Linked DNA regions of Mus musculus: regions 2, 3, 4, 5, 6 and 7 are each linked to region 1. Evidence: chromatin loops called from intact Hi-C (ENCODE). Cell type or tissue: left cerebral cortex. All regions are shown on one strand. Region 1 has its middle 55 kb from the start of Gm49415. Region 2 has its middle 24 kb from the start of Khdrbs3. Region 3 has its middle 93 kb from the start of Mir30d. Region 4 holds the start of Khdrbs3 (KH domain containing, RNA binding, signal transduction associated 3). Region 5 holds the start of Gm49415 (a long non-coding RNA gene). Region 6 has its middle 97 kb from the start of Gm25987. Region 7 has its middle 140 kb from the start of Gm25987.

Region 1 (4,000 bases):
GATGTGGCACAATAATTGCCTTGCATTTGTTTTTAGGCTTTGTTTCGTCAATATCAGTGTGAGGGGCAATTTTCCTTTATGTGTTCATTTTTGAGATTATAAATTAATCACAGCATCTCCCCTTCCCTCCAAACCCTCCCGTATACCTCTTTCCACTTTTCCTTCAAATTCACGGCTTTGTTTTTCATGAATTGTTATTGCATGTATATAATATACATATACATATATGTGTATATATATATATATATATATTCAAAAAAGTAACCTGTTGAGTCCATATAATGTTGTTTGTATGTATGTTTTTAGGACAAGGTGTTGGGCACTAGACAACCAGTGTGCTCTTCCCTGGGAAGGACCACTTGTCTGACTCCCAGTTTTCCTCAGTTGCCCGCAGTTCTTTGGGAGGCCTTATGAGTTTATCTCCATCCAGTTTTGGTATGCTCATTATTGTCAGCCTTGTCCAGCTCGTGTTTGCGTGGTCCTGCTGGTGACACTTTATGAATAATCTAGATTGCCAATTTGAAGGAATCTGAAATCAACTAAGAAGCGTGCCTCAGGGATGGTCTCAGAGGGCATCACTAAGGAGCATTAACTGGGAGAAGATCCTTCTCCAATGTAGGTGGTGGTCAGAGCAAAAGGTGACACTCAACAGACTAGGCATGTAAAGCCTCGTTTAGTCCTCCCGTCTGTCAGGTAAGAACAGCAAGTGTGTGTCCAGTTGAGGAAGTGAGAGTTGTAGGCTGGGGCAATGACTCATTGGATCACCTCATTCAGAAGGTGATTCAGGGTGGCTTTCCTAGGACCAGACCTGGATAGGGGCAAGAGTAGAGTGATGTCTTAGGAGGTTTCTTGAGAGAAACATCATGAATAGGGAAGTACAACAAAGGGACAGAGACAAGATAAAAAAACAAAAAAGCCCCCAAAACACTTAACAAGCAGCTTCAAGACAAATCCAAAGGCTGCTGCCCAGTCCACAGGGAAGTGCCAGAACTTTGCATATCACAGACAAACACAATTCACTTGCTCCCAGTACTCATCCTTTGATTAAGGGTTATACCTGGCAAAGGCTGATCTTCAATATTTGGGGTTCTCTCTAAAGGCATTTCATCAGCAGAAGCAGTAAGTAGTATCCAGGAGGTTTGAGGTGGCAGGGGGTGGGGGGTGGTATCAAGAGTAAGGTTTCACATAGAGAGCCAGCATGTGAAAGATGACAAAGGGATTAGATCTAAGGCTGTGAGCTATAACCACAGCACCAAGAGGATCTACTAGAGGTGCATGAATAAACAAAGCCTCCGCAGAGGAGGTGACATTTAAGAGAAGGAGTGACTAGCAGTGGAAGCTGGCATGAGATGGTATGGAAAGCACCGCAGAGCACAGTAGGTTGGAAATGGACACTAGTAAGTTCCTCTTTAGCCTTCTTGCTTTATACAGGTAAGAGGGAGGGAAAGTGATCTCAAACAGTCTGAGAAGCTTGCCCAGGGCCACACAATTCTCGAGGTCACGGGGAGCTCAAGGCAGACCTTAATTCTGACATGCCTGGCCAGATGAAGGGGACAGCATGCAAGAAAGTCTCCTTTGTTGGCAGGGCATTGAAGTGCTGGAGAGGTGGCTCAGGAAGGGCAGTGAAAGAGGTAACATCCAGGATCTCTGCCTGCTGCACACCCCACCCCCATACTCGCATGTTATTTCTTAGAACAGAAGAGCCTCTCAAGTACATGGATACGACTGAACAGACACAGTTATAAATAAAGTGACAGATACCATGGCAACAGGGGAAGCAAAATGAAATGCATCATCTTATTGTAAAGGGCAAAACCTACTCTATATATACAGCAGCGAGCGTCTCCGTCCTCTTTCCAGCCCTTTTTTGCACAAACACTTCAGACTTCACATGAAGAAGGTCTGCCTCCTCAGCAGCAGTGATTCAGTCACATAATGTATGTGTATTTTTGTACATGTCTCGGGCTCTCTGTGTGCTTATGTATTCAGTTATATAAAAAGTGGCTGGGTCCCTGTCTATGGAGACACATACCGGGATAGATACAAACATAACGGTAAAATAGTAAAATGGATGGATGTAGGATCTGTGGCAGATCATAATTTTTAAAGGTGGCCACAGTGATATTTTATTTCTCCTTGCTTGCCTATAGGGAGACCTTGATGCTCTCGTCCTTGCTCATAGAGTCTGGAAACATTCATGATTACCTCATCCAAGTACGCGGTCCATGTGATGTTACGTGGCTTATGTGGATTCATTAAACACCAGACATCTTCCTCTGGTTCTTCTTGAGATATTCACTCCATGGAAAACCAGTCCTTACACAGAAAGGCTAGTGGCTTTGAGCCTTCCTCCCACTCCCTACCCTGGGAAGACTACAAACTCTAACCCAGAGTATAGGCTGCCGTTAGTCCTACAGCCACCATGCTGGAGATGTGAGCAAAGCATTCTGGATGCTTCAGGAACAAGTTCCCCAAAAGACTCCAGGAGATGCCTCAGAGAACAGAGAATCAACCACATCCCGCTCACATTTGCAATCCATTGAATTCACGAGTTGTAATAAACGGTTGTTTCTTGAAGCCACTAAACTTAGGGAAATCACTTATACTAGCATAAATGATGGCAATATTCCCACAAATATCAAAGTAGAACCCATTTTCATCTGCCCATCATGTACCCCACTCTAGACTGAGACTACATGGGGAAGCAGCCCAGACCACACCAGATGAGAAAAGTGAAGTTGACACCTAGGGTGATGGTTTATTAGTTAAAGCCCTGGACACCAAAACATGAGGATCACAGTTCAAATCCCTAGAGCCCCCATGAATGCCAGGTTGGTAATGGTGGCTTACTTTTGATCCCAGCCTTGGATGGTAATACAGCTAGCAAGCTATTGAGACTCTCCATATCAGGGAACTCTGGGGTTGACAGAGACACTCAGCCTCAATGAACCAAAGGGGTAGAGCAGTGCAGATACAGACATGAACCTTGGGCCTGATCATGCATACTCACACATGAACACATATCCCATACAAGGCATACATGCCAACCACACATAAAAAAAATGGAAAAAGGGAAAAAAACCCTGAAAATTGGAGTTGAAATGACTCCAAAATATGTCCAAGATGACAGAGCTAAGAGAGACATCTGTTTCCCTGGGTTCAGTGTCCCCTTCTCACGACAAGTTGACCACTAAGATCACAGGTCTAGCAACAAGATCACAAATTGACCACTAAGATCACAAGCAGAAGCTAAGATCTGATTGCTGCACCCTCTTAGCTTTTCCTTCCCTCCATAGCTTCTTCCTCCCCTTTCTCTGCCTTGCCTTTTTTTTTTTTTAGAGGAATGGATGCTACTATGTATACTCTTCTGTAACTCGCCATTGTCCACTAACAGATTCCTTAGCTAATTCACACAGATCTGTGGTACTGTTATAAATAGCACAGTGTAGCACACTGGCTAGATTTACTCTAATGCATTAACCAGTCCTCCTGAGGGTGGATATTTTGGGTTGTTTAAATCATTAATTTTCACCCCTACAAATAATGTTTTTAGGAAACGACCTTGCACATGCCTCTCCATGGCCCAGTATAATTATTTTCCTGGAGCCACTTGCTGCACATCAATAAATTGAGCTCTGTGGAGGTTTTGTTCGAATTCTTCTGACTGTATACTGACTTGTGTTCAGTCACAGCCTTCACAACAGGGGGGAATTCTCCCCTGACTTTTATCTCTGATGATGGCATTCTTACCATGTCTGTTGAAATCTGATGAAAGTTGATGTGGTGGTGAGAATATAGTTTCCTTACCTCTATAAAATGATAAAAGGGTTTTTTTTTTTAATGCAGTTGAAGAGAGAGGTTGGAGGTATGAATCTCAATGTTTGATTGTACTGGGATTGAGCCCACAGTGACACCATAGATAGGTCATGTGACTGTCTATGCCAATTCCTTTATCTCTGAAGTGGACATAGAGATTGTGTTTTCTCGTAGGATCCACATC
Region 2 (4,000 bases), 94 kb before region 1:
CAGTTTTTATCTTTCCTCAAATTAGGGCTAATAACAGAATCATTTTCATAGATTGCTGAAGATTGAATAATAAATGGCTCGATAAATAGAAATGATTATTATTATAGTTTTGGGATATAGAACTCTGCCCTCATGTCTCTCAGCCTTCTTTGTACATGGTAATTTTGTGTCTCATTTTGCTGTCCTGTCTCTAACCTTCCCTTAATGCTCAGTCCTGTGTCACGACCCCTGGGGATTTCATGCCTTCCAGAGGACAACAAGGTTAGAAGTTCTCTGGGCAACTGTTTCTTTATATCTGGTTATGTAGCTCTAAGGAACTTGGAGCACTAGTTGACTAAACAGCCCCCACTATACCACACACACACACACACACAAGTCTGTTAGTGGAGGTGTGACCAACTTCTCTTGCTGTCAAGATGACTCTGAAGTGACCTTGCTACATACTTGTTTAATTATCATCTTTGTACCTCCATTTCAGTTCCTCAAGTAAACTTTCCCACAGATTTTGGCCTTGAGCTTTGGGAAGCAGGAGCCTCCATTTTTAGAAGCAAGTATAGTGTAACAGTTAAGAATCTTGGGAACCAGACTGTCAATTCTAAAGCTTTAAGACCTTAGAAAATTTTACTTCACCTTTTCAGGCCTTGCTTGGTTTTCTTATCTGAAAGACAATGATCTTGACCTACACACTGTAGACAAGGTTAGACTAGGGCAGTATAGACCTCATGTTCTAGAAAACCCTACGTTGTACTTCCCATGCCATATGCCAAGGACCGAGGTCACATGCCACTGAGATCTTCTACATTCCTTTCCAAACTATGGCTATCTCTAAAAGCCTCCAGAGTTTGCTGCCCAGACAGCTCCAAAGTTATCTACTTTCAAGGCCTCTTGGGTTTATTCTTGGGTATTTGCCTGAAGGCAGACAGTGCCATGAGACCACTGGGTCTGAGGGCTGGTGGCGACAAGGTTCTTGAACCTGTAACTAAAGAGTCTGTGCACAGAGTATGGCTCCAGATGACGAAACTCATACTAAGGAAGAGGAAGCAGAGAGTTGCCCCCATGCTGTGCATTAGTAACAGTCCCTAGTATTAGTCTCCATCCCCAAGGGATGATGTGTGCTTTTTATTTTCCTGGGGGGAACTTGCTTAATTTACTTCATCCTACAGGAATCAATATAATTCACCTAATGGTGGGCTCCCATGGACATGCCTTTCGTAATTTGCAAAGACCTGTTTGGTCTGTTGAGAAGAACTAAGAGATTCTCCCATCAGAAGCTCATCTTAGGAAGATACTCAGATTCTGATCTCATTATGAGTGATGCTACCTGATTTCAGCATTGATTTATTTGGCAGTCAGTTGCTGTCCTTCACACAGCAAACCATCTTGTTCTCCTCCTCTTGAAATGCCTATGCTCCATCCTGGGTGATTTTCACAGGCTGGTTGACTCATTTTCCAGTAGCCTGGCATTCCTAGGGCACCTAGACCCAAGATACATTATGGCCCCATCCTCCTCCTCCTCTCTGTCCCATTATCTGTGAAAAACACTCAGATACCAACTCTTAGCTGTTGTTATCTTCTATGGATGCTGCCTCCAGCCTGATTAGTGGATATCCAGACACCTGCCAAGTGAGCCAGACTCCAAGGACTGCTTTGCCCAGAACAAAAGGTACAGCCTAGGTGAACAGTCACAGTGAGAGGAGGGCAGCACCTGCTCAGCACACTGCTCTGAGGCCCCTAAAGCCTCCTCCTGCAGTGCAGTGTCAATGGGGTCATGCTTCATAATGAACAGATAATGAGCTGCAGAAGCTCAAACAGAGGACTTTCCCTTACTTCGTTGTTCCAAGAGCCCCACACAGGGCTGGAAAGAATGTGTGTTCAGTGAGTTGGTCAAGTGAATAAAGTAATGGGGACAGCAGGCAGAAACACAAGTTCTCACCGTAAGATTGCAAAGCAGTATGTGATAAGTGAAAGACATCAGGAACGTCTGGATTTTGCTTTAGGTTTTGTTTTTTTTTGTTTGTTTGTTTGTTTTGTTTGTTTGTTTGTTTTACATCTGTAAGGATGCCCAGGCTTGTGAGGACATAGAGAGGAAAGAGCTGGATGGTTCTGCATATCAGAATGAGGAAAATTTGAAGTGTTTCCAGACAATTGGGGTGGGAGAAGGTAGAGGAGAGCCACAGGCATGGTGTGTGAAGTAACACTTGTTACCCTAGCCACCAATTAACTAACTGTCTCTCTCTCTCTCTCCATGTGTGTGCACACATGCATGTACACATACATACATGTAGACACTACAGGGAAGCGGGTATAGTCAGGATTCTACAGAGAGACAAAATCAATTGTGCATCTGGGGTTTAGACAGGACGATTCATTCTCAGAACTGGACCACACTGTTACGGAAACCAAGAAGTCCCACGCCAGCTACAAGCTGGAGAACCACAAAACTTGGTGTTACAATCGGGTTGGAGATCATGGGCCTGGGAAAGTGGTAGCCACGGCTTTAAGTACCAGGATCCAAAGGCCTGAGGACAAAGATCTCTGAGGTTGGGGATGGAGGGAGGAGCTCCGACATCAAAGACTAGAAAAAGTCATCATTCTTTCACCTTCTTGTCTTTCTGACTCTTAGGTAATCTTCTCTCCTGTTGATGAGAAGATCTTTGCTCAGCCTCTTGAAAATTCAAATACTTATTGCTCCCAGAAATCCTTAGACACCTAGAAATGCTTTATTAGCTGCCGGGTACCACTTATCTCAGTCTGGTTGAACCATAAGAGAAACCATCATATAATAATGTATACAGCCTTCTTTTGTCTTCTGTTATAACAGAATACCCACAAATGGAGCAATAGAAACTTATATAGCATAGCTTTGCAGACCGAGATTCCCAAAGCATGGCACCATCTAATGAGGAACTTCTGGGTGCTTGCAAGCATGTGCCAAGCAGGACACAGCTCTGTGAGAAACAACCTGTGCCTATAGGAACAGCATCAGTCCATTCAGGAGGGCATTGCTACATGACCAGTCACCTATAAAGACCTCTCTTTATTTTACAACTGTAGGTGGGTAGTATTGATGATGCTGGAGATATTTAAGGTGATGCCAGCTGACACTGACCCCTCATTTTTTGGCAGACACTGTTATGGTAGCTCTTCACAACTTCTGAAGTCTTCCTATGGCCCAGATGGAGTAACACCCAACATCTAGTGCAAGCCCTGCATTAGATAGATCTGCGTCCAAGTTCTTCTCTGTTAAGCTGTCTCTCTGTGGAATGCTGCAGTCTTCATCTATAACCTTAAGCTGTGATTTGAATATAGTGTGTCTTGCCAAAGGTCCATTATAATTGGAGGTTTGATATTCAGAGTCATGTCATTTGGAGTCTTTGGAGCCCTAGCCTAGTGGGGGGTCTTTAGGCCACTGGTTAAATACCCACAGAAGGATGCTCTCACGAGACCCCAGAAGATTGTTTGGTTTTGTCCTGAACATTTAACCCATAGCCTTCTAAATACCAGGAAAGTATTTTAAAAGAATATAGTTCAAAAAAGACAATAAAATCCTCCCTGCTGAGTTTGGGAGTGAACATTTAAACCATAGCACTATATGTAGAAATAGGAGCAAACTTGCTTTTACACTGGTATAAGACAGAGTGAGCACAGAAACTCAGGACGATAAAGAAGCTCTGAGAGGCAACTTCACAGCCCCTCTGGACAGTTGAACTGGCAGATACTGGATTTCCAACAGGGAAAAAAGTAAGAGAGATATGTTTGGTAATATTGTATCCAGGTTTCTCAAGCAGAGGGATCGACTGATATCCTGATACTTAAGAAAAAACAATGTCAGTACTGATGCTCAAAACCAGTCTTGGCTCTTATAGAGAAGATGAAAACAAGCTTACAGAAGGGAGGCCCAGAGCTGCATGAGCATACTCAATGTGGTCGAGAACAGAAAAGAACTATGGATGACTTGGCTTGGAAATGTGATGAGAGGCTTGGTCCAGGGTGGGAAGGA
Region 3 (4,000 bases), 380 kb after region 1:
TGTTTTCTAAAGTGAGATGCTGCCTGATGGAATCAGCCAGACCTTTGCTTGGAAAGCCAGGGGTCAAGATCTAGATCTATCTTGAAATCCCTCTGTGACCTTGACTTTCTCTGAAACCATTTAATTATCCCCAGGAGCATCAAGCCTGACTCTGAGACCTCAACAGGGGTGCAGCTGAGATCAGATATGTTTTCAGATATAAAAATGCTTTAAAGAAAGAAACCATCCAACCAATATGATTCGGTGCTTATCCTGTGTGCATCAAACCTCAGTCAGAGCAGAATTCTAAAGCCATCTGAACTCTCTAAGCCTTTAGAACTGTGGACAGGAAGAACAAGGTATGTAATTTTTTGTTGTTGCTTTAGAAGCTCAAAGAAGGACTAGGAAATCGTGACTTCCAACACTCACAGCTTTGAGTTTCTGTGGACAGCTGGGCCTACAGATGACGTCATCTGGCATGAGTGAGAAAACCTCCCTTCAGCAGGAAGGGATTTGCAGGAAGGAAATATCTGTCATCTGTGTGTGAACAAGGGGTGATTAAACGCTCTGCACTTGATCATCCACCTGCAAAATGAGGCTCCATCCCTCAACTGTCCATGGGAGAAAGGACAGGAAGCCACAGGAGGCCATGTCCACCACAATCCTACATTAAGGCCTTATGTGTGATCTCACTATGGAAAATACCATACGGTAAAAGTCCAAGATATACATAGAGGTTTAGAGGCACAATTTCCTATCTCTGCTCACAGTGTAGAAGAAGCACAGCCTGACACATAAGAGGGAGAGGAGTCAATCGACTCACTGGTGAATCTGGATACTAGAACATGACTGTGGTATGAAAAGGATGTTTGCCGGGACTTTTAACAGCCTGGGGAATTGTTAAAGATTGCTGACTGTGATGTGAAGGTATGCGAGCACCTGAAAATAATGGTCACCCTTCAGAGGCCACGTGAATGAAAGGAAGACAAAGCATGAGGCTGGCAGACCCAATGAGGAAGGAGACTTTCTGTCAATCATCTCTTCATCATCTTTGAATCTTAAGATACAAAGGGGCCATCCGTGCTGGTGTAGGGGATGAGCTCTAAACTAAGCCACCATGTCTTTCCAACTCTCAGTACTCACGGCTGAAAGGTTAAAATCAGAGTTGCCTTCCTGGCACCATGCTTGGGCAGCTCCCACAGCTGGGGTGGTAGTGACCTGAAAAGCCAGACAAGAGGAAGAGACTATAAAGCCAGAGAAAGCTCTAACGGGTATATTGTGATCTCAAATGATCCCACTCCACATTGGGGAGGAATCTGAGCCCTCCAAAGATAGGTCTTCAGGATAATAACATGGATTAATGGCATCTGTGGCATTAGAGAAAACTAAACGAAAGATTCCTGGAAGCTAAATGAAACACACAGAATAAATTTTACTGAGAGGCAAATGTAGCAGGATGCTGTGCAGATAAAGTGTCTACATATCATCATGGTGTAGGTGTTAGCCTGGCACCTCTGCGGAGCAGGTGCTATAACATCCCATGAAAGTCAAAGCAGGTGCGGCTCAAAGATACTATGTAACTGTGACATTGAAACTCAGTTTGCAAACTTAGTGTCCTTTTGGTCAAGGCAGTAGGGATACTCCAACAAAGCCTCTGACTAAATGGGTCACATTCCTGGCAGCATATAGTAGGAAGGGGCAAGGATCAATTGATGTCCTCATGATCTAGAGACAAATAAAGGAAGGCTGATGCAAGGTTGTTTCATAAAGCTCAGCCGTATAAGATCTGGACCTGTGAGTTAAGGGAAGCCACCATGTACATTTTAGCCAACCCTGAAGAATCAGGAGAAGGGAATGGGGAGGAAGGATGCTGTGCAGATAAAACACAAAGAAAACTCCCGGTGTTCTCTGCATTTATCTCTGGAAGTTGGGTTAAGGCTACCGACTAGCAGAGGATGATGGGAGCAGAGATGCATGTCTAATTCTAGGGCAAGAGATAAGAAAGCAAGTGTTTCCCCCATCACTCTGCTTCCCTGCTCAGCAAGTTTTAAAAAGTGGGTTGTTAGGGAGGCAGCATAACATGGAACTAGCTCAGCCTGTTGTTACTAGTGAGAAGGAAGTTCTCCTCCCAGATCCACACACTTCCCCTCAGGACCCAGTTAGGCCTCAAACCAGAACACTAACCACCTCCTCCATTCTACCAGCTGCCTTCAACGGGCTTCTCTACACCCTGGTCAAACAAAGATCAAGCCACTCTACTGCTGAAACCTAACCTGAGCAGCTGAGAATCTGGCTCCATGGCGCTCCTAGACTTAAGTGGAACTGTGCTGTATGGTGTAAGCTCTTGCTCCTCCCTCTGCCCCTACATCAGCTAAATGCACAGAAGAGTCGATTTTCCAGGAACAAATGGACAGTGTGGCAGGAAACAAGAACTCCCCAGGAGTATTCTGCCCCTTGTTACCCATGAAATGGTTACATGGTAGTGCAGTAAGACGATGCTATAGGTGATCAGGTGTGTCCCCTTGTAATGCAGCAGTCACTCAAGGATGCACCTACTGCTTCTCATTCTCCGCCTTTTTCCTTTGTCTCTCACACTGACATCCCCACTGCCCCAGGGTGACCCACACAACAAAGGCCTAAGCTAGCTTGTCAGTGCTTTTTCGTGTCTACACAAGGCAGGGCAGTTAAGGAAAGAGGACAGAAAAGAAGCAGAAAAGAAACAGGATCTCTGAACCTCCCAGAAACAGAAGCAAGAATCGCAAGCTAAGAACACGGCTGACATCACTTTACAGAGTTAATTTGCCCTCTGCTATGCTTTCACTTCTCCCTCGTTCCCATGATGATTAGCCAGAATACCTGTAACATGGAAATACTCTAGAGAACCGCATTCCAAGGTAGCAGGAAATACAGAGATGGATGCTGAAGGGATTCCATCTTAATCAACCGTTGACAGAGCAGAGTAAGGGAGAAGTCTGAGTATTAAGTACTCCGTGGCAGTATCATAATCAGGGCAAAGACTGAAACCCTGAGCCTGTCGATATGCAGTGCACACCCACAATAATGAGAAGAACTGTACAGCCAGAAGAACTGGGCTGCTCACTATCACTGCAATTCAAGAAATGCCATTGTGATGGTTTGAATAAGAATGGCCCCCACAGGTTCATATAGTTGAATGCCTAGTCACCAGGGAGTGGACCTGTTCGAAAGGATTACAAGGATTAGAAGATGTGACCTTGTTGGAGTAGGGATGACCTTGTTGAAGCCACTGGGGGTGGGCTTTAAGGTTTCAAAAGTCCATGTATGTCAAGCCCCATATCTTGCCTGTGTGTGTGTGTGTGTGTGTGTGTGTGTGTGTGTATGTGTGTGTGTGTTGATGTGTGTTAGTGTGCGTGTCTGTCTGTCTTTCTCTCTGTCTCTGTTTTTCTGTCTTTATCTTTTTTCTGCACTTGAATCCAATGCCATACTCCCCACCATGATTAAAATGTACTCTGAATCTGTAAGCAAGCCCTCAATTAATTGTTTTATGTTATAAGTGTGACTTTGGTGATGGTATAACCTCTTCTCAGCAACAGAACAATGGCTAAGACAGCCAGTCATGCTGCTATTTTAAAATCAAATTGGGTCCATCTCACCTCATCAGCCAAGAGAGGTGCTGAGCCTATTCTGAGATGAAGAACGGAGGCGACTCTCTTGTGATACAAACACTCAGTGTCTGTTGAGCACTTAAGGTCAGATGTGGTCCCCAACTTTAACTCATTTAATCTTCACAACATTTTGGGTAAGAATGTTAGCATCTACATGTGATTGTGAAGAAACTAATTTTCTAAGGTCAAGAACGTGGTGGGGAAAGATTTTGACTCTTACTGAACCCCTAAGGTCATGCTACTGAGACACTAGAGTGTGCGTGATATGAAACATGGGGCATGATCTGTTTTCTAATTACCATGATGGCAGCTAAACATCCTCCCTGTATAATACTATGAAGTCCATTAGAAGGCTGGGTTTTGCAGAACCACATATT
Region 4 (4,000 bases), 120 kb before region 1:
TGACTTTTTTCACAAGCTCCGGTATATTAAAGAAATCAAAATAAGCATGCCACTAACCATTAACGGGAGAGGCTGGCAAGCATATTTCTGTTCAAAGAAGCTTCACTTCTTGGAGAAAGTAATTCTCTCCACACCACCCCCACAGGAGGACAACAGCCTAATCCTGACAACTGTCTACAATAGGCAAGTAACAGAGGTCGTGGTTCTAAAACATAGGTGTCTACACACAAATAGAATATGTCTGCCTCATCTTTCTCTCCCAACAATAAGAGTCAGGACCAGCGCTGTGAACAGCATACCCCCAATAGGATCCACTAGACAAAGTGATTCATAAAAATGGTTACAGATCTGACCAGATAATGTTTCTGTCATATCCCTTAAAAAGAAGTATGGAAAAGGAGAGGGGTGAAAAAAAAAAAAAAAAAGAACCAGAGGTTCCCAGACCATCTTCCTCTGAAACATGAACCATGCTGGACCCGGGTGTCGCAGATAGATCCGGTAAAGGCAGGCTTCATTTACCTTCCATCCCAACAGATGATTCAGGAAGCCAGAGGAGAAGTAAACCTGAAGAATACTGTCCTGGGTAGGCGTGCCTCCATAAACCCCAGTGTCCCTGTCCTTGGCACTTCCCGGTTCCTTTTACCACCCGCGCTGGTTGGAGGAGTGTGAAAAATGGCACAGGCGGGTGGATCGTTTGGCAATGTGTTCAACCCTAAGCCTGACACCAATGAGGGTCACCCGACCAGCTTGTCTCAAGAAGAGAAAAGAGCGAGCAAGAACTGGCTCTCTGGCGGGCCTCCTCTACCAAACTGAGACCTTCAAGGGCCGCCTGCCTGCCAGGCTGGCATGAGTGCCCGCCCCCAGGAACAGCAAACTGCCCAGCCGGCGGCCGCCTAGGCACACACAGAAAAACCGTGGGAGAGAAGCTGGGCTCCTCCCTCGGGGCCGCTGGAGTCCTCCCCTCTATCGTGCTTGGAGGATCTGACCCTAAACCTCTTCCAAGGTCCCCAAACTTCACTAACAAACCAAGCACCTGTTCCCTTCACCTCCTGCGCAGCAGATTCGCCCAAGCCCATCCTTATCCCTGATGCGCTTTCTTGCAGCTCCTTAGATACCCCAAACACCCCAGGTCCCAGGGCGTCCCACTCTCTTTCTCTCTGGTGGACTCATCCAGGACCAGTCCAGACACAGGCTCCTACACGCTCTCTGTCCTCCTCCCAGAAGTTTCCCCTGGGTCCACCAGGGTCCCCAAGGAAGAGACTCCAGTCCCTTGCTGATGTCGGGCCTCCTCCCTCCTCTCCGGAGCCGGCTACGCGGGTGCCGTTAACGGCCGCCGAGCTCACCTCGGTTCACCAAGCGCAGGGCGTGCGTGAAGGAGGGGTCCAGAGAGTCCTTCTCCGCCATCAGCTCCGGCAGGTACTTCTCCTCCATGCTCGCCGGCCGCCGGGCCCGCTTCTCCGCCCCGCGGCGCGCGCGCGCCAGCCGCCCCGCAGCCCGAGCCGCCCGCCCCCGGCGGCGCGGACCCCGCCAGGCGCCTCGGCGGCTAAGCCGGGCGGGCGGCCGGGCGGCGGCGGCGGCTCGGGGCGGGCGGCGGCCGCTCAGCCCGGCCCCGTGGAGCCCCAGATCACCGCGCTGCGGGCCGCGGGCTGCAAGGCGGCGGGATGAGCGAAGAGAGCGGGCTGGAAAGCCGAGGAGCGCTGGCCAGTCTTGCTCGCCGGCTGCGACGATGCCTTGCTCTGCCACGACCCGCCCCGCGCGCCACCCCGCGCGCTCTGAGCCGCCGCGCAGTGCCCCGCGCCCTCCCCGCCCCGCCCGCCGCGCCTGCGCGCTATGCTGACCGCCCGGCGCGCGCCGCCTCGTGGGGGCACTGGGACTGCGCGGGCCCGCAGCGGGGACATTGTAGGGGCGCTTCCGGTCCCTAGATCAGGGGTCTCCATCCAGGGCTCCCCGATGAGCGTCTGTAAGCTGTCCAGCATTGCCTTGTATGTGCAGTCTGGGAAACTGAGGCTCATGGGTCAAGTGGCGCGTCCAAGGTCACCCGTCCTAGCCAGAAGGGACAAGGGCAGAGCCTTTGGAGCCCAGGTTCATACTGCCAGGCTCTGGGAACAGGCAGTGCGACCAGACTCCTGGTTTGCCAAAGCACCACGAACTTGCCCAACTTAGGTCGCTTTGCTGTCCGCTGCTATTTGTACGAAAATACCGCCGGGCAGGACTTAAAACGCCAGCCTCCTGAGACCCTTGGCGCAGAAGTCGGTTACATAAAAGCGCCTGCCCTTCAGACTGTCTTTGTCTTCCGAGACTTGCTCCGTGTTGCCCTTCTCCTTATATGGTGGTGTCTGGACGTGGATGAATGAGTCTCTCTAAACTGTCTCCAGTAGGGAACCTACCACACCACGCATGGTGGTGATGTCTTCTGTCGCCCTCCGACAGGCAACCAGACCCCAGCAAATGCTCTCCTAGGCTCCTTTTAGATCCTCTGAGGTGTGTGGAATAAATGTCTCACACTAGACCAAGGACTCCTGAGTCCCTGTTCAGAGGATATCATAACCCCAACCTCGATAACCAGAGTCCCTTGACAGTGCTCAAGACTTCCCTAGAAAAACCTTAATTGCTTCGTTTTTTTCCTCTCCCTGTACTCTAAAGCCCTTCACAGAACTACAACTCCGCTTTCACTAGCCTAGGGCTATCTTGGGGAACAGCAAATTTTGTCTGAGGGAGAGGTCTCTAACACCTGTTGTCAGGGACGGATGTGGAGAGAGCGCCAGAACAGTGTGCTGAAGGAATCCCCCAAGCACCTGATCCCTTTTCCAGCCTTGTGTGGACTTGGTTGCAGGTTAGGTACTACTGTAGCGTCCCCGACAACAACCTCCCCCTTGTCTCTCTTTAGTCAGAACTGGCAAGTGGCAGTAAAATACAGTGGTTAACTAGTTCTGACCTTTTAGCAAACTTAGGTCATTTGTGCCTCAGTCTCTTCATCTATCCTATGGAGATGAGAAAAGATTATTTCTTAGGAACCTCATAAGGATGTACTATTTCACAATCACCAGGCACAAAATGAAAGCCAGACTGTTCTGTGGCAGTCTCCCTCGCATGGCTGCTTTCTGAGGCAGAAGCTTCGAAAGGCAGCAGGCAACACCATCTGTGTGCTCCTTGATGCTGAAGACAGAGCACAACCCCAGCAGAGCAAGCTCATAAGGGTAGATCCTGCTTCTGACCCTGAGCCCCATGCCGGTCTGGCCATGCAGTGTGGCCCAAGTCTGAGCCTCACATCTGGCCCCCCAAGAACTATGTTATGTCAGCAGTCCCTGACATAACATAGTTCTTGGGGGGCCAGATGTGAGGCAGTTGGGGAGTTCTTAAGGGAAGGTTTTTCTCCCTTTACATCTAAATAGAAGCACATGCCTCTTGCTCTAGTCTCCCTAGACTTGAATTCCAGGGATCCTCTGACAAACACTACTGAGGAGAAGAGGCAGGCAGAGTGCCTGGTGAAACAGCGCTCCCTGCCCCGTGTCTTCCATTTTCTGCCTCGGTAGTAGTCTAAACTTTCACTGATGAGTATCTTTATTAAGCAGTTACTAATTATCTTTATTAAGCATTTACTAATTATCTTTATTATGAGCATTTACTAAGTGCCAAGCTGCTCTGGCAGCTTTATACATCGTCCTCTTGATACCTGCAGGAAAGATTCAGTTTATCACCATTTACTCATCAAGAAATCTCCAAGGCTGAGGAATTTTATACTTTGCCAACTGTGCCACCACTGGCAAGCTGAGATTCCAGGCCCTCCTAGTCTGAACCCTTCCCACACCTAACCCTTTCCCGGGTAGTGATCTGAGCCTGATTAGATCTCTGTCCCTCCTCCAGTGGTGCTTTTGGCAGAGATGTCCCGCCAGCAGCTGGGGAGGAGGACTGTGTACCATGAGGCCTACAACAGAGATGCTAACGCGCCTGCTCTGGACCCTCCTCCTCACAGAACTCTCCAAGTGGGCAGGTGCCCAGC
Region 5 (4,000 bases), 56 kb after region 1:
TCTTGGTTTTTATCTGGGCCTGTAGTTTTTTAGTTTCTATTCAAAGTAGTGACTTTGTCACCTGAAATTTGAAAATCCATGGCCAACTTTTTTTTATTAGATATTTTCTTCATTTACATTTCAAATGCTATTCCAAGAGTCCCCTATACCCTCCCCCTGCCCTGACATGGCCAAATTTTATGCGTGTGAAATTTCATTTTTCTTGCACCTTAGTGATCAAACTACATGCATAGAATTGACATTTCCCTGCCCCTTGGAATTCCTTCTGATGCCCAATTTCCAGGAATGGAATCTACAGATTGTGTGGTCACACTGAAATCTGTAGATACAGGAAGATGGGTTACAGTAAATGGCACTCTCAGAATGACAAGGATCAGAAGAAGACAACACAAGCAGATTGTGGTACTGAATTATGGCAATGTTGAAGCACTAAGAAGATGAACTTACCTAACCAGGTGTCTTCTATCCACAGGAGAGAGGCATTCTCTTCAGACTGAATGCCAAAGTTACATAAGCTATGTAGAGCAACGGGCACATGCCATACTATTTTAAATTAAAGATTCTCTATTGCCCAAAGGCCATGTTTGAGACACATGTTTGAAACAAAAACTACAGGAAAAATGACTTAAGTAGATTTGAAATATCTAACAGTCTATACTCCAGAAATACATCTATTAATTTTACATATGTGCATCAAAAATTCCAGAACAACCTGAAGTGGTATATAGACTTGAGGAAAAATAAATAGTTGACAGGTCTTAGTCTTGTTAAGCCTTCTCAGAGTCCTTTCCTTGGAGGCAAGATTGGCTTTTGATTCTGGTGCCGAGGCTTCATACCTAAGGTGAGGAATATGTTAGCTACTGCAATGGAAAGGAGGGAGCAAGCATGCAGCCAGGCAGCACCTTGTAGAGCAAATAGGGAACTGACATTCTAGAGTCTAAAATTAGAAATTACATCATGCTCTGGGGATTCCATCAGACTGGTATTTGCTGCATTGTCATCACTTTCTGAATAGTCTTAATATTCAGGAAATAATATTCTCTGAGGAAAAGCCAGCATCAAGGTCAAGGTCTTCAGTGTGTCCTGTCTCCCTTCCATTCTGCCACTTCTCCTTTATCACATCTTGCCAAAGCTATTTATGTCTGTGGAGAGTTAGCAGGAAGATCACATATTGTACAGAGAATGGGGTGTTAAATTTATGCAAAGGGAAGCAATGTGTTGTGGCAAAAAATTATTTATTGCATGGCATCTCCCTTGAGGGTTAGTCTCTTGCTAGAGTTTTAAGGATGGCAGCTCTATATTTGTCTTGTGGCAGAGCCATCCTCCTGCCTGACGCCCACTGCCAGTGCCAAGAGCATTTATGTAAAGTCGTGATGCAAACCTGCCACCTTTGGGAGGCACGATCTGGTCTAACAGAGTGTGTTTCCTCAGAGTCACTTGTGTTCTGAAAGGGGTGCGTTTTCAGCCAGCAAGGAGGAAAGATGAGAAAAGTGTTGGGAATCCTGGAATCATCACACATTCCAGTAGACATTTTGTTGAAGTCTGAGGATTTTAGGAAGTGGTGTGCTGTCATTTAGTAAAAAATAATTTAAAAAAAAAAAAAAGCTACATGCCATGTCTAACCCTTGCTAGTATGGGTCTTGGAAAGTTAGTTGACAACTATGAGCTTCTTGTCTGTTGCTTAAATTTGAATATGAAACACACTTCCAGGCTCATGTTTTTAAGGTTTCTTCCCAGCCAGTGGTGCTATTTGGGGAGATTGTGAAAGTTTTAGGAACCATGTAGCAGCTTGTGGAAGCAGGTCATTGAGAGAGAGCCTTCGAAGATTTCCTTGGCCCCCAACTTCTGCTGCACTCTCTGCTTCCTGGTCTGGAGCTATGTGAGCAAGTCTTGACACAGATTTCCACTGCACTGAGCTCACCTGCTCCACCATGCCTTCCCCACCACCATAATGAATGAAGCCCTTTGAAACCACAGCACAAGCAAACCACCCCTCCCTTACACTATCTCTGTCAGGTCCTGCAGTCACAGCCATGCAAATGATAGGGAAAGAGCACTCCTTCTCGTCTGTACTGTGCTGTGAGAGGTGAAGCTCTGTGTCACAGGAAGATGCTAGATTTGGGTTCATTTCTCCTTCCACCTTTAATAATATTAAATACTAATGTAAAGATGATCTTCTCCTAGGAGCATATGACTAACTCTCCTTAAACAGAGATAGCAAATGCTTGGTACACATATCCACACCTTCCTCCTTCCTTCCTTTCACCCGGCATTTCTTTGACTATACTTCTCCTTGAAGACATTTCAGGAGTCTTCTTGACACGGTGCTTCAGGTGATCACGAAAAGTCGGAGGAGATATAAAGTCAAGCACTTCTCCATCTGTGAGCCACATCATGTTCATAAATTATTCTGTTGATTAGTACATCAGGAGCGTGCAGATGGTTTTAATGTACATTAAATGTACAAATGGCCCTCTAGGTGCTTAGAGGACAAGCACTTGTGAAAGATGTGCCAACATATTCTGATTCACACATTGCAATCACAGAATATCGATCTCTGTTTTGGACATTAATATCCCACAGCATATGTTCTTAAGAGGACAACTGTGTCAGCTCATCTTCAGCTTCTCTGGCATGTCCAGGGTCATTGCTGCTTAGGAAGGCAGTATGCATCAGAGGTGAAGGAGCGAATTTTATGGTAAGATCACCTCTGCTTTGTCTAAGTTATATGAATCTGGCTAAGTTAAATAAGCTTACTGAGCCTCGGTTTCCCAATTTGTACAAGGAACACAATGAATGCCCAATGCCAGGCCGGTTGTGAGGATTCTAAGAGATGGTTCAGGTAAAGGACAGAGTAAAGCCACAGGCTTCTTATCTTCAGCTGTGTTTATTATCATTACTCTCATTGCTATCATCACTATCATCATCATTGTCATACCCAATAACATCAAAACAATCAGCACTAATATCACCATTCAGTTCATTATTACCATCTTCACAATCATCATTACTGTCATCATTATCACCAGTATGACCATCATCATTACCCTCATCACCCTCGTCTGGAATTCCATACAAAATGGAAGATTCCAAGAAACCGAAAATAAGTCTACAGAATAATAAAAAAGAAGCTGGGAAAAGCAATGCAACAGAGCACTTACTTGGCATATCCAAGTAGTTCAGACAGAGTTGACAATGTAGTTGATGATACTATAATTCTCACATATTGGCTTCCCTGTCCTTGGAAGCTTCTTATCCTGATCACCTTATGGTTCCTCCCTCCCACTTACTCCACTAGACCAAAGTAAAGCATTTGTATCACCATGGACCTCCCACCGAAGAGCAAAAGCAGAGGCTCAGGTCATCAGGAGCAGACATAAATAAGCAACAACAACAACAAAATGTTTCTTATTGGAAATCACAGTGATCTTGGGTCTGTTGTTACTTTAATAGAACTTGACTGGGCTAAGGTGTTGGTATTTCATCCTTATGACCCATAATCATTAGCCATACAAAGGATATGAAAGAGTTCCTTCTCATATAGAAATTTACTCTGTTAATAACAGCTATATGGAAAACAGAGAGGAATGCCTCAGAGGGTACTGCACTCCATAGCAAAGGAACTATCTAGAAGATGTATTCCTGTATTCACATCTCCTCAGTTTTTAGGAGGAAGTGGGTCAGAGATCATCATCAGGACCAGTCATTGAGTTTAATGTGCTGATATTTACTAACTCAGGGAAAAGATGTATCATACACATTGTTTTCAAACATACTTGACCACAGAACCCAACACATCTCACCAGTAAAATATCACTATCACTCTGCAAAGAGCACCACGTGGTAAAACTGCTTTTTATAAAACATATTTCAAGAAATGCTGTGTTGACAGCCTCATGACTGGAACTGGGTTTGGGTGACATAGTATCTCAGAGGGGTTTTATAGCTCTAAGGGCTTTCTGGGTTAGTCATGATCTGAGCCCTTAAAGAGGATGCCGAA
Region 6 (4,000 bases), 240 kb after region 1:
TTTATGTCCTGTCTATATTATGCAGTTTACAGGAGGCAAACCTACAATCACTTGTGTAGTAAAACATGACGAGAACACTGATATCTGAATGAATGGAAAGGAAGGTGCATACAGTTGACAAAGTTCCCATCCCCGCTTGGGCATGCAGCACTGAAAGATGAATGTTAGGAACAGGTAGTGTCCTCACTGCAGACTCATGGATCCAAAATATTCCTATCAAAGTCTAGAGTACATGTAGCTAGAGACGAAAGGCAATTAGCCTGAAAGAGAAGGTCATTGGCAAGAGAGGATTGCTAGTGTGAAAAGTCCATTATCTTGATAAACTTTGACCTTTCCTGGTTTGCAGCATAGGACTGGAAAAAGTTAGGCTATATATGAAAAATTCATTCTTAATACATGGACTGAGAATGAAATCAATCATTGGGGGATGCAGGATAATAAAGCTGGCAGGGGAAGAAAGAAGAGAAGAACAATGCTCTACTGAAATGCAAAGTCTGAAGAAAGCTGGTTTCAAAAGCATAACATTTACATTAGGCACACAGTAACCAGGATTGTGGGTCTGGCTCCTAGCTTAGGGAGACACTGGTGGGTATGCTCTGGCATCATGACAATGTACATGGTGGGAGATGTCTGTCTTGCAATAAATGTTGCCACTGTGAGGGACTCTAAGTCAGACTGTCTAAGTTGGGAATGTAAAAGGGAGGCTTCAGGACATAAACAATAGTATTCCTAGTTCAAAATGGAACCAATGGTGTCAGTGTTTGGAAGTTGATTATGGGATGGATCCCCGGGTACGGCAGTCTCTAGATGGTCCATCCTTTTGTCTCAGCTCCAAACTTTGTCTCTGTAGCTCCTTCCATGGGTTTTTTATTCCCAATTCTAAGAAGGGGCAAAGTGTCCACACTTTGGTCTTCGTTCTTCTTGAGTTTCATGTGTTTTGCAGATTGTATCTTGTATCTTGGGTATTCTAAGTTTCTGGGCTAATATCCACTTATCAATGAGTACGTATTGTGTGAGTTCTTTTGTGATTGGGTTACCTCACTTAGGATGATGCCCTCCAGGTCCAACCATTTGCCTAGGAATTTCATAAATTCATTCTTTTTAATAGCTGAGTAGCACTCCATTATGTAAATGTATCACATTTTCTGTATCCATTCCTCTGTTGAGGGACATCTGGGTTCTTTCCAGCTTCTGGCTGTTATAAATAAGCCTGCTATGAACATAGTGGAGCATGTGTCCTTCTTACCGGTTGGAACATCTTCTGGATATATGCTCAGGAGAGGTATTGCTGGATCCTCCAGTAGTACTATGTTCAATTTTCTGAGGAACCACCAGACTGATTTCCAGAGTGGTTGTACAAGCTTGCAATCCCACCAGCAATGGAGGAGTGTGCCTCTTTCTCCACATCCTTGCCAGCATCTGCTGTCACCTAAGTTTTTTATCTTATCCATTCTGACTGACACCATTGCATACACTAGCAAGATTTTGCTGAAAGGGCCCAGATATAGCTGTCTCTTGTGAGACTATGCTGGGGTCTAGCAAACACAGAAGTGGATGCTCACAGTCAGCAATTGGATGGATCACAGTGCCCCCAGTGGAGGAGCTAGAGAAAGTACCCTAGGAGCTAAAGGGGTTTGCAACCCTATAGGTGGAACAACAATATGAACTAACCAGTACACACTCCCCTGCCCCCGAGCTCATGTCTCTAGCAGCATATGTATCAGAAGATAGCCTAGTCGGCCATCATTGGAAAGAGAGGCCCATTGGTCTTGCAAACTTTATATGCCTCAGTACAGGGGAACTCCAGGGCCAAGAAGTGGGAGTGGGTGGGTAGGAGAGTGGGGTGGGGGAGGCTATGGGGGACTTTTGGGATAGCACTGGAAATGTAAATGAAGAAAATACCTAATATAAATAAATAAATAAATCTTAAGGAAAAAAAAAGGAACCAAAAGGCAGGAGCAGAGAGCTGATACCCATATTGGTCTTGGATCTGCCATGAAAGGGAGGATGTGAAGGGTACCAACTGCTTGTATGATTGAAACTTACCCCAAAGACAGACTCCATCACCGATGCTCCCTAAATCATACTACCTGAAGTGCAGGTGGTAGATATGATACGGGTATTAAGATGTTGTCACCCCAATAATTGTGAATAATTTTGAGAGTGCCATCCATTGTAAAAGATTAAGACATCAGAGACTAAGATGAGGCTCATGTACATGGAAATGTGGAAGAAAACAATGTAAAATGCTCTTAAATGTACAACTTGATATGCCAAGGCATGTTGATATCCATGGGAGATCTCACCTTCTCTGAAACAAAAGGCAGAAGGTCATAAGGGGAGGGAAGCAGGAAGGGAGGGGCAAGGGAGAGGGAGAAAAGGAGGGAGGGGAAGAATAATTTTGAATAAATTAAAGCAAAAACAAAAACAAAAAATGTAGAACTCTTGTTAGGGATTCCTGTTTTAGACACCTGCTTGCTCACCCACTTCCTGGAAGAGTTAAAAACAAAGAAGTAGAAACAAACATTTGAGAAATGAACTTAAAACAAAGACATGCTTGTTCTCAATCATCTGAGGAGATTCACGGAGAGTCCTACAGGACACTTGAGGAAGCTGTATAACTTTTGGGCACCCTATGTGTCTGAGAAAGAATCCTTTAAAATACTATGCTATAAGCTCTCTGATAGGGAGGTCTTTTCACAGTCACCATTATATTTCCAGAATTTAGAATGCCAAGTGTTACACTGCAATTGCCCAAACCATTTATTCTACATGAGAAAACGCATTTCTATAATTTCCATTCATTTGTCCTTGAAACAATATCTAAATAAAGATCACCTGTGAGCCATATTTTATTTGAGAACAGCTGGTTATCTCAGCTTAAATGTTACAGGGCAGGTTCTCCTAAAGTAGAACCAGAGAAAGGTGTGTGTGTGTGTGTGTGTGTGTGTGTGTGTGTGTGTGTGTGTGCGCGCGCGCGTACATATTACTCACGGCCAACTGACACTGGGAGATGTAATATATATATAATGTATATATGTAATATATACATTATATATATATAATTTAAAGAACATATTTATAGATTGTAATTAGTTAATGATCTTGAGGAAAACCCTACAGGATATAGGATGACTCTAAATTCATTGATTGGTTTCAACTAAAAGAAACAGGAGCTAAATATGATTATGACATATAGACATAGAAAAGCCATAATGAGACCCAAGTACATGAAGTAGAGATGAGAGACATGTTGCCACAAAACACAGAACATCAGAGCCACCTGGAACTGACAGAAAAAATAAAGAACTGTGTAAGAAAACCTTTGGAGGGACCATGGTTGCTTGTAACTTGAGTGTAGATGTTTGGCCTCAAGAACTGTGGCCAATGCCTGTTATTTCATATCTCTGCATGAGACGCTTTACTGATGGATTTAATGGAGAAACTGTGTTCAAGAAAGAATGAGACGTGGAATTATTTCATTCTTCAGGCAAAGGGTTTATTGGAGATCTGGAGAGGGGAGCAGGATCTAAGATAAAAAGGTTTCTTCCTACCTCAGGAGAGCAGAGCCAACTCTTTTAAGGTTCCCTGTAAGGAAGTAAGGAAGTGAGAGGAAGTAAGTTTGATGTGACAGGAGTCATTTGTCCTGCCTATAGTAATTCTCTCTTTAAGACTTTTCTCTCTGCACTTGCTATGTCCAAGGAGGGAAACTTTACTTCACTTATTTTTCTTTTTTTCTTTTTATTAGGTATTTTCTTCATTTGCATTTCAAATGCTACCCCAAAAGTCCCCCATACCCTTCCCTACCCACACTCCCCTACCCACCCACTCCCACTTCTTGGCCCTGGCATTCCCCTGTACTGAGGCATATAAAGTTTGCAAGACCAAGGGCCCTCTCTTCCCAATGATGGCCAACTAGGCCATCTTCTGCTACATATGCAGCTAGAGACACGAGCTCCAGGAGTACTGTTTTTTGGTTTTTTTTTTTGTTTTTTAAAGA
Region 7 (4,000 bases), 270 kb after region 1:
CTGCCTCACTTCATCAAATGCCTGGATTCAGGCATAAGGACCTGAACCCTGAGCTCAAGCAAGCACATGTAATCGGGGCTTGACAATACATATCTCTAAAACCCCAGTGCTGGGGAAATGAGAAGTAGAGACAAGCATATCCCTGAAACACACTGGCCAACCAGTCTAGTCAAATTAATTCATGACTTTGGGGTTCAATGAAAGACTTTGCCCCCACCAGTGAAGGTAGAAAATGAATAATCAAGGAAGACACCCAGCATGAACTTCTGGCCTTCATATATAAATGTGCTCACACATTCACATGCACCCTCACATTCATGAATGAGAGAGAGAGAAAGAGAGAGAGAGAACAAGAGAGAGAACAAACACAACACTCGGGCTTGAATGGACATGTGAGCTAAAGGAAATGAAAGAATCTGGATTTTATGAGAGGCCATGAGCTCATTGAGACCTTCTGAGTGATCAGGGCTCTCTCTCTCTCTCGAACATTAATATGACAGCACATGTTTCCTAAACAGACAGAGCTGAGAAGGCAAACCAGTGGGGAGATAGGGAGAAACTTTAATTGTTCCACTGAGACACGCTGAATAGAAAGACGTAAAGAAAATAGAAAGAGTAAGAACGACATGTAACTTTACCTTGAACATAAGACAGAATTCTCGAGAGGCAGATACAGCTGCTATTCAACTGCATTCTCTAGAGAGGTTGGAAGAGTGGGGAGCGGGCAGAGTGAAGGGGAGAGAAAGAAAGATTGATGGGGAATAGAACACACTTTGTGGTGGTGGCACTGTCCGATGGCACAGCCACTGTAGCGAAGTCAAGCAGATGTAGCAAAGTGAATGCGTCGCTGGTCTCTGCTAAGGGTTGGTGTGTTTGGTCTTGGATAAAGCAGTGGGTGGATAGAGCTGATGGGTGAACAGCAGAGGAGTAACATCCCACAGAAGTCAGAACTTAGGCAATGAAGAAGAGGAGCGGGGAGGAACTTGAAATAACTGGGCTGCATCAGGAGCAAGGAGAAGAAAAGGGATCAGACAGTGGACCTTCTCTTTTAGACCCCAGTTTCTCCATTTTCCCAGCAGCAGTTAGCAGGGAAGGGTCAGAAAAGATGACTTCTAAAGTCCTTTCTGGCTCTACGACTTTGAGATTTGATGTGAATCTGCTCTCTGTGCTTCTGATCTATGCTACTTCCCTTCCATGCTAAGCCAGCTCAAAGGTGCTGCTAGATACATTGGCAGTGAGATCCAGGAGGCCAGGCATCATCTCCACTTGCTCCAGAGGCCCCTTTGGCCGGGTTATTCTGGGCTGGCGTCATGGTACCAGGCTTCTTTTCTGTTCCCTGTACATGGCTTTTATGAAGGTCCCTAACGAGCCTGGTGCTATTGTGCATTTTAGAAATCTTATCTAATAGGGGCTCGTGGAGCATAAATTAACCCCAAGGAGCAGAGCTGTATTAATCCCCGTGGTGATTATGCATTAGCCAAAGAATTTCTTCACCTATTTTAAGCAGCTGAACCCAGACTGTCTGGGGTGCTTTTCTACTTTGTCTCTGTTGCCAGCCATTCATTTAGATCATCTACCTTCTGCCTCCTCTCCACCCCCAACCCCCATGCCAGCTGCAGAGGCCTGAAAGGTCTTTGGCAGAGTGGAAAGAACACGAGCCTGTGCCCCACAGACCTGGCTCTCAGGCTTCTATGTCTGTCTACATAACCTTGGTCAAGTTACTTTCCTTCCTCGAGTTCTGGTTACCTGACTTGAATCAGCGATAAGTGTGTCAACCTTCCCGAGACTGTGATTTTTTTAAAAAGCAGCATTTGCACAGCACTGTCTGCACAGTGGGTGCTCATTCCTTCCTCGGCCTCCCTCCCTGCAGTTAGCATCCTGCCTGTGTTGAGATGACCCACGCTGAGGACTGCTGGCCAAGAAAGTCCCTTGGGATAGGAAAGTAAAAAAAGTGTCTACTTTAGGTTTATACTTCATAGCTGAAAATAGCCTTAATTAATATTCCAAAGGCATTAATGAGGTCTTCAAAATCAAGTAAAGAAAAGAGCTACACTGTACATTCATCAAAGGTGTGTTGTACCTAGCAGAAGACTTTCTGGGAAGGAAACCAAGGCGTACCAACCCACATTACCCGCCACTCCAAGCTTGAGTCACGCTATTTTCTAAATCAAAAATGATAATTATAGACTTGTCTTGCAAGCAGGCAGGGCATTTCTCCTGAGAAGTTCGGAGGTATAGCTATTCTGGGGGCAGCAATCAGAGAGAAGAGTCTCACCTTGTTCCTCAGCCTTGCAGGGAATGGACCCCCTATCCCCCATTACAAATATGAGGAGATGAGGGCACAAAAGCTACTGGTGGTGAACTGCCCTTCCTCATGAAACTCCTGGCAAGACAGGAACTCAAAGTCCATGGTACTTTGCAGTTTACAAGTCTCTCTTTCAGGCTTTGTCTGGAACTGCAGTGACGCTGAGGGGCCCATGAGGTGGGATAAAGGGCATCATGATCCTGTGACAGCTGAGGTCACTAAAGGTCATCAGGAGGAGGAAAGTCTTTCCTGTCATCTCAAAGCAAGAGACTGAACCAAGGCACAGTCCCACATTGTCAGACCCACCTCAGGCCCCTACAGTCACAGGCATTCTTGTATCACCCTCCAAGTGTACAATCTAGGACAGAAGAGCTCCCCGGTTAGCCTAATGGTCCTGGATCTCTTGCAGCAAGTTTAGCAGGGAGGTATCTTCAATAGGGTAAACATGCTCAGTGCTTGCTTAGTATTCATATGTAGGTGAGCTGTAGGCATCTCACATACTGCATTTATGTCTCATGACTACCCTGTAAGCTAAACACTATCTCCATGCTAGAGCTGAGTCATGGGAAGGACCTGTGCCTTGATCCCAGGCCCTAGGAAGCAAGCAGAAAGCCTGAGATTCAGCCCCAGATGTGACCTTGCTCTAGCTCCACACCATTGCACGTTCGTACTTGTTTATACATTCACTGAACAAATTCCTGAGCCAAGCCCAAGGCAACACTGCAGTGAGCAGACACATTGTTGATGGATGGTATTACACCACTCAGCTGCCACTCAGCTGATCCAGATACCACCTGTGGAGGTACACCCACAGGAACAGGCAGACACACTTTCTTCCCTTTGTGCAGAGAGGGCACTAATGCTCACAAGGCAGGATCTGCTTGGCCTCTGGTTTGTAAACATTCATTTCCTCACTTAGCCTTTGTGTTAAGGTCTGCAAACTCAAGACAGGCCAAAACCCAGCTTGGAGAAGGGAGGTGAGCATGAAGTCCCACCCTTAGTGAAGGAGTTATTGGCAATATATATTAGCCACTAGGAGAGGGAGAGAGAGTTTTCTTCAAGAGTGTTGCCCCTAGGAAGCCAACTACATCCCAATGGAAGACTACATATCCAAGAAATTATAGACAAAACAAATTTGAATTAATGAATTAAAAGAATAAAAGAGGATACAAAACTGGGTGGGTCAGGAAGGAAGTGGATCTAGAAGTTGAGGGGGGGGGTGAATATCATCAAAATACATTGCAGAATCTTCTCATAGAATGATTTTTTTTAAAGAAAAAAGTTCTAGATGTAAAAGAAAAAACACTTTTTAATTTGATGTTTTTGTTCTAGAAATGTTCATGTAACTTAAAGTTTAACCTCTTTAAGTGTACATTTCAATGGTGTGCAGTATATTCATATTAGTGTGCAAGTGTCAGCACCACCCCACTGCAGGATTTTAAGGCAAAACTGAAACTCTGTGTGGAATCAGCACTATTACCTACTTTTCTGAATCCAGTAACTATTATTCTACTGTTTATCTATATTAATTTGAGTGTTCTAGGTACCTCATACAAGTAGGATCATACAGATTTTATGCTTCATCTGAATTATTTCACATAGCATGATGAAAAATCACTTTTGATGCAAATATCAACCCATCATCATAACCCACACATTAGAAAGATACTTCATAGTCTAAGTGTACATATGTAC

What was found. Peaks named below come from ENCODE experiments on the same cell type or tissue, not always from the same donor. Only the 100,000 strongest peaks of a DNase experiment are listed, where the experiment ranks them.
Region 2: a loop joins it to region 1, with 2.0 times the contacts of the local background. A loop is called at or near these places in 2 of 42 quality-filtered maps.
Region 3: a loop joins it to region 1, with 7 times the contacts of the local background. A loop is called at or near these places in 4 of 42 quality-filtered maps.
Region 4: a loop joins it to region 1, with 7 times the contacts of the local background. A loop is called at or near these places in 5 of 42 quality-filtered maps.
Region 5: a loop joins it to region 1, with 8 times the contacts of the local background. A loop is called at or near these places in 3 of 42 quality-filtered maps.
Region 6: a loop joins it to region 1, with 3.0 times the contacts of the local background. A loop is called at or near these places in 3 of 42 quality-filtered maps.
Region 7: a loop joins it to region 1, with 3 times the contacts of the local background. A loop is called at or near these places in 2 of 42 quality-filtered maps.

The regions. Positions count from the first base shown.
Region 1 is chr15:68,808,569-68,812,568 of GRCm38, reverse strand. No RefSeq gene overlaps it. Among named protein-coding and RNA genes, the nearest start is that of Gm49415, 55 kb to the right of the region's middle. In left cerebral cortex, no CTCF peak of the experiment used is centred here; DNase peaks (open chromatin) are centred at 1,351, 1,825 and 2,431; H3K4me3 peaks cover 228 bases; H3K27ac peaks cover 3,397 bases.
Region 2 is chr15:68,902,871-68,906,870 of GRCm38, reverse strand. No RefSeq gene overlaps it. Among named protein-coding and RNA genes, the nearest start is that of Khdrbs3, 24 kb to the left of the region's middle. In left cerebral cortex, no CTCF peak of the experiment used is centred here; no DNase peak of the experiment used is centred here.
Region 3 is chr15:68,432,640-68,436,639 of GRCm38, reverse strand. No RefSeq gene overlaps it. Among named protein-coding and RNA genes, the nearest start is that of Mir30d, 93 kb to the right of the region's middle. In left cerebral cortex, no CTCF peak of the experiment used is centred here; DNase peaks (open chromatin) are centred at 458 and 1,573; H3K27ac peaks cover 1,586 bases.
Region 4 is chr15:68,926,177-68,930,176 of GRCm38, reverse strand. Khdrbs3 (KH domain containing, RNA binding, signal transduction associated 3) reads right to left here and starts at 1,757. Exons shown (of 9, transcript NM_010158.2): 1 at 1,344-1,757. The coding sequence starts at 1,431. In left cerebral cortex, a CTCF peak has its summit at 1,906; DNase peaks (open chromatin) are centred at 3,098, 3,472, 3,620, 3,972 and 5 more places; H3K4me3 peaks cover 2,481 bases; H3K27ac peaks cover 3,619 bases.
Region 5 is chr15:68,752,367-68,756,366 of GRCm38, reverse strand. Gm49415 (a long non-coding RNA gene) reads right to left here and starts at 1,081. Exons shown (of 3, transcript XR_003951645.1): 1 at 448-1,081. In left cerebral cortex, no CTCF peak of the experiment used is centred here; DNase peaks (open chromatin) are centred at 1,336 and 1,740; H3K27ac peaks cover 3,449 bases.
Region 6 is chr15:68,572,362-68,576,361 of GRCm38, reverse strand. No RefSeq gene overlaps it. Among named protein-coding and RNA genes, the nearest start is that of Gm25987, 97 kb to the left of the region's middle. In left cerebral cortex, a CTCF peak has its summit at 1,592; no DNase peak of the experiment used is centred here.
Region 7 is chr15:68,533,617-68,537,616 of GRCm38, reverse strand. No RefSeq gene overlaps it. Among named protein-coding and RNA genes, the nearest start is that of Gm25987, 140 kb to the left of the region's middle. In left cerebral cortex, no CTCF peak of the experiment used is centred here; DNase peaks (open chromatin) are centred at 1,861 and 2,118; H3K27ac peaks cover 1,561 bases.